Linked DNA regions of Homo sapiens: region 2 is linked to region 1. A link is a contact called in ENCODE POLR2A ChIA-PET data. All regions are on one chromosome and are shown on one strand. Each heading gives the region's core, a stretch centred on a gene start or an enhancer-like site at or near the end of the contact. The rest is flanking DNA. Distances are from core to core; before and after follow the strand shown. Region 1 overlaps LOC105372112 (a long non-coding RNA gene). Region 2 overlaps TCF4 (transcription factor 4).

Region 1 (2,700 bases), core at 189-2,688:
ATCTCTCTTGGAAAGATTACTTGCCAAGCTCCACCCTTCCAGCAACAGCACCCTGAAGGCCTGTCTGCCCTAGTTCCTACCTTTGCCCCAGCAGCTCCTCTGGCCATTCCCACCTCCAGCCGCAGGTGTCTGACCACAGATGTCACCTGAGCCTGGAGCCTGGGCATTTGCATTTGGGTTTCTGTCCCTCTGGATTCCAGGAGTCACTGCCCATCCCAAAGGCCTCGGGCCCTGAGGAGCACAGCCTCACGCAGGAGAATTTCCAGGTGAAGGAGGCTTTATTTACACAGCACCTACACTGAGCCACTGGAAAATTGTCTGAGATTTTTTTGACTAAGGAGCAGACAGAGGGAGTGCAATAAGTTTGAGAATGTCAGGTTTGATCCAGGAAGACACCAGACCATGGGAGGCAGCAACATGCAACAAGCTATATTCGGTGGCACTTGGACAGTGTGGAAGGAGACGGTGTGTCCCTCCCGGCAAGGGGCCTTCTGCAGCTGGCAGGCAAGACCACCACCCAGAAGGGGAGTAGGGCTAGGGTTGGGGAGCTCCTGGGGAAGAAAGGGGAGTTGTCCGGGTGATGTCCCTCCACAAGGTGGGGAGTCCCTGGGTCCAAGAGCTCTGAAGGGCAGCAGCGATGTGGAGTCCTTCACAGCCACAGGGTTTGTCTTATCCATGGTCAGCAGATGTTGGAATATGCAAAATAGGTAGGCTCTAAATGGCCAGAAATACAGATGCTCCCCAACTTACGATGGGGCTGCCTCCTGACAAGCCCATCATAAGCTGAAAATGTCTAACCCCATGGAAGGTCAGAGAGCGTACCGAATGCACAGTGCTTTTACACCATTGTAGAGCTGAAACATTTTTAACTGAACCATTGTAAGTCAGGGACCATCTGTATGTTTATTTGGATGATATTCCAAGCAATTGGATATGTAAGAATTTGAGTTTAGCACTGGCTGGCTTTGGGCTAATGGTCCTAGCCTGCTGTGAATAAATGAACAAGACAGGAACATGTTAGGCCAAGCCACTGAGGCCACACTTGGCCCGTTCACATAACAGTGAGATGCAGCTGAGCGAGTATGTCTCCCAGATGTGGGTCCCCCACCAGCCAGGCATGTGTAGAACCCCCATCAGATAAATTGAAATTATCCCCAGAAAACTCAACCCTCCAGGGCCTGAGGAAGTTCCCACTGTGATTTTCTTTCAAGGAATTAAGTAAACAATAATCCTTTAAGTATGAGTGGAACTTTATCTTTTTCAAAGCCCTTTCATATTTGCTTCTTGCAACACCCTCTGACAGAATCAAAATAGGAATGCCCCACGCCCCCACCCTTCACAGATGGGGACATAGGCTCAGACATGTGAAAAGGACACTTGGGAACAGGAACAGGCACAGCCAAGACTGAAAGCTGGACTCCTAAACTTCTGACTGCTCTATTTTGCCAAACCACTAGGGAAGCAGCTGGAAATTGTGCTCATTGAGGGCGAGAGAGGACAGATCAAGACTATTTTCTGCCCTGCGTTCCTGAATTGCACAGACTGACAAAGATTTCATGATCTTGGGCCATGATCATGAGCCATTTGCTCCCTTTTTTTTCTTGAGATGGAGTTTCACTCTGTCATCCAGGCTGGAGGGCCGTGGCACGATCTCAGCTCACTGCAATCTCTGCCTCCCAGATTCAAGCCATTCTCCTGCCTCAGCCTCCCAAGTAGCTGGGATTACAGACACGCACCACCATGCCTGGCTAAGTTTTGTATTTTTAGTAGAGACGGGGCTTCGCCATGTTGGCCAGGATGGTCTTGAACTCCCGACCTCAGGTGATCTGCCCACCCTGGCCTCCCAAAGTGCTAGGAGCTAGGATTATGGGAATGAGCCACTGTACCTGGCTTTTTTTTTTTTTTTTTTTTTTTTTTTAATGAAATGGGGCAGTTCTTACGGAGTTTAAAGAGAAAGTGAGCTGGGTGTGTTGGTTCATGCCTATAATCCCAGCACTTTGGGAGGCCAAGGCAGGTGGATCACAAGCTCAGGAGATAGAGACCATCCTGGCTAACACGGTGAAACCTCATCTAAAAATTAGCCAGGTGTGGTGGCACACACCTGTAGTCCCAGCTACTCTGGAGGCTAAGGCAGGAGAATTGCTTCAACCCAGGAGGCAGAGGTTGCAGTGAGCCGAGATCAAGCCACTGCACTCCAGCCTGGGTGACAAAGCAAGACTCCATCTCAAAAAAAAAAGAAGAAAAAGAAAAAAAGAGAGAAAGTAGTATCAATGTCTTTGCTTTGCCTCACCCACTGTCTCAGCTAGATGTGTCCCTGAGTAATTTAGGCGTCTCACAGATAGGGGAATGGAGGCCCATGAGAGGAAGTCTCATCCAAGGCCCAGAGCAACTGCAGTGCCTTTTCCCCATCGGGCTTGCTCCAGCCTTTGGGCCCTAGGGGGCGCCAGAAAGCCTCACCTTTCCCAGAATCTATGCTGAGAGGAGAATGTTGCCACCAAAGGCCCAGTGGAGGCCATTTGGCCTCCCCCTCTTCATGACATTGTTCACCCAAGTCTCTGCAGCACCCCAATCCTGGGACCCTCAATATCAGAACTCAGTGCTCTAGGGGCCCAAGAGCGGCCTGGCTTCCCTGCCCCACAGGAGTTTAAGGCCCATGGGCTTCTTTTCCCAGGAATTCCTTCATTGCTCCAAAGCCCTTCA
Region 2 (2,700 bases), core at 15-2,514, 5.6 Mb before region 1:
GATAATTTTTCTCTGGAAAGCCGATAGATCCGATTTAGCCACCCCTCATTTGTAGTCATTGCCACCTTGTGGATTACAAAGGATATTGGTTTTCATCAAACTTCCATTTCGATTTGGCTTTTTATGGCAAGTACACGTTGGCAGTGGATTGCCGTGTTCCTCACCAAAAGGATCCTGGTTTGTTCAGCAACACCTCACTTCTCCACTCACAGTTCATTTATGATTCTGATGAGAGTGTTTTTTCAGGAAACACACATTTCACTTTTTGACCTAGGAGCATCTGTTAGAATTTTTTTTTAATACTACTTTGGCATTCTGAAAGTGTTAATGTCTTTCATATCTGTTTAATGCTATTTAGGGATATTTATGATCACCTCTTGGTTACTCAGGGTAAAGTGTGTCGCAATTTTTTTTAAACAGACAGGAAAGCATTCACATGAGGAAACAGATTGCTTTAAACATGTGCTTCCTGTGACAGTAAAAAGAACAAATTAGATTTAACACTGTGTAATGAATGCATAAATGTGTACATTTAAGCTTTTAAAAGCTTTATGTTCAGTTCTGGTCACAACAAAAATTGAGTCACCTGTAAAAATTAAAGATGCCCAGGGTACTCTCAGACTTTTGAAATGCCCAGCAATTGCAGTCCTCACCTGACGATGCCTCGTTGGAATTATAAAAAGCATGATCTATTAGTGCTGGAGAGAACTAGAACATTACAAGGCACATTCAGAGGTTAAACCAGGTTACAGTCAGATTCCGTACATTTAGCAAATAAATCAGAATTTGTTGTGGGGGGGAGAATACTTCACTCTCATCTTCCTCCCTAAGAATCAATGAAAAAATCAATTTTCGGGAACCCCATATATTCCTCTGTCTTTCATGAAAGAAAAAGAAGGAAACCTGATGTTTACTTACTAGCATTTACTACAATTTAATTATATAAGAAAATGACTCTTTTTCTTATGTAATTCAGTTTGTGTTTTGTATGCTGGCAGGGAGTGAATAGAATCTGAGTTAATATTTCCAGTTAGACTAGAGTGTGGAATTGGAGGGCCTGAATCCTCTCCCCGGAAGAAGAGGCACTCATGGCCATTTCTGTCTGAGCCTGCGGATAGTGCCTCTCCGTCCCCTGTGCTTTCAAAGCTAAGGATTTGTGGCACGCTTGCCATCTCTCTGGCCAAGGAGGGCCAGGAGAGAGTCCCTCGGGGGAGGGCACATAGTTTGAGGACATCTGACTCTCTTCTATCACATACTGAGGTACTAATATCAAAACAGACTGCTTGTCGTCGCACGGTGGGGCAGTGCTTTTTTTGGCTGCCGTGGTCGAAATGAAATGGGCAAGCTGTAGTCCGCTTGGCATCAGAATGGGCTAAGGGAAGCAGGGAAATCAGAGTCAGACTGTGAATGCAAGTCACAGCCAATGGTTAACTTCCTTTTTGTGTGTCACTTGGCAGCAGCGAGACTGATGGTGATTTTTTTTTTTAACATGGGTGAGAGTTCAGTGCCCTAGGAAGAGCCGTAGATGCTGTTATTGTGCTTCCTCATACAGTTGACTTGTGTTGATTTCTTGAGGCCAGTACAGCTGTTCCAAGAGCCAGCTCCAGGAGCTTTGTGTGTATGTACATGGCCATCGGACGTCGGATGAAAAAGGTAAACAGATGAGAGGTGATCCATACAAAATCTCACTGCTGATCACTAGGCAGTCTTAGGGGAATCAGGTTCTGGCATAAGGCAATAATACCAAAGAATAATATATAGTGCACTTGAAGGGATACTCCCTTGTATACAGACACCCAAAGATATTTTTAAATTATCACCACTCCGCACCCCTCATCTCACATACAGGATTCAAATCAATTTTGGACTGTCTGGAAAATGTAGGACTAAAATAGCCAGATTGAATTCAGATAAAATTACCTTCTGCTTTTTTGGGAGGTTGTTGCTTTTTGGTTAGCCACATTATTTTCTTTGAAGATTCATTTGGAAGAGAGTTTGGTAGAATTTCTAGCCTCTCTCAAGATTTTCCTCCCATTTCTCTGTTTGCAAAGAGCTGTTCCCCAAAGGCAAAAAGAGCGAGTTGCCATCTTGAGCGAATTGTATGTTTAGTGAACACCAAATGGTCTCAGAGTTACCCTAAATTTTCATTATATCTGGTTGCTTTCAAATACTATTTATTCCCCTCAAAACTCCTAACCATTTATATAAGATATCAGTAAGATGACCAACTTCTGACAACCCAAAAGCAGGGAAGGAAGCTTAGAAATAGAATACCATTTGTCTGGTAATTAGAGTGTATCTCTTAAGAGTTCGAGAGAATTCTGATTAACCTTTCTGTTCCCACATTCTCACGTAAAATTAGCACACCTTTTAAATTATTATCTAGTATTTAAACACATATTTTTGAGTCTTCTTAATGCAACAGGTTCTGGGGACACTAAAAGTGTGTTATAGTTTTCTAAAAAACTTCATTTTTCTTACATTTTAAATGTTCTGTTTGTGCAAAATTTCGAGAATCACCATAAGGGCTTCTTTGCATTTTTAATTTAGTAACTAACATATGAATAAATTTGCATATTAATTAGTTGCAGATTAAATCATGCATACATAATTGCCTCCTTACTGTGTTTAATGTTTGTCAAAATCTCCAGCCTGGTTTGATGGATGTCGTATGAAAGATTACAATTTGATGTACCCTTG

What was found. ChIA-PET counts read pairs that join two places held with the same protein, here RNA polymerase II (POLR2A).
Region 2: POLR2A ChIA-PET joins it to region 1 with 13 read pairs in WTC11. The contact joins two enhancer-like sites. POLR2A ChIA-PET finds 5 or more read pairs at or near these places in 2 of 52 experiments (Caco-2 and WTC11).

What each region holds. Positions count from the first base shown.
Region 1 is chr18:49,728,494-49,731,193 of GRCh38, reverse strand. All of the region lies in intron 3 of LOC105372112 (a long non-coding RNA gene), which reads right to left. Among named protein-coding and RNA genes, the nearest start is that of ACAA2, 84 kb to the left of the region's middle. Within about 2 kb of position 1,438, at least 7 of the 41 ENCODE cell types and tissues checked have a DNase peak (open chromatin) inside an H3K27ac peak, as active enhancers do.
Region 2 is chr18:55,336,800-55,339,499 of GRCh38, reverse strand. The region is part of intron 8 of TCF4 (transcription factor 4); the gene reads left to right. Among named protein-coding and RNA genes, the nearest start is that of TCF4-AS1, 110 kb to the left of the region's middle. Within about 2 kb of position 1,264, at least 16 of the 41 ENCODE cell types and tissues checked have a DNase peak (open chromatin) inside an H3K27ac peak, as active enhancers do.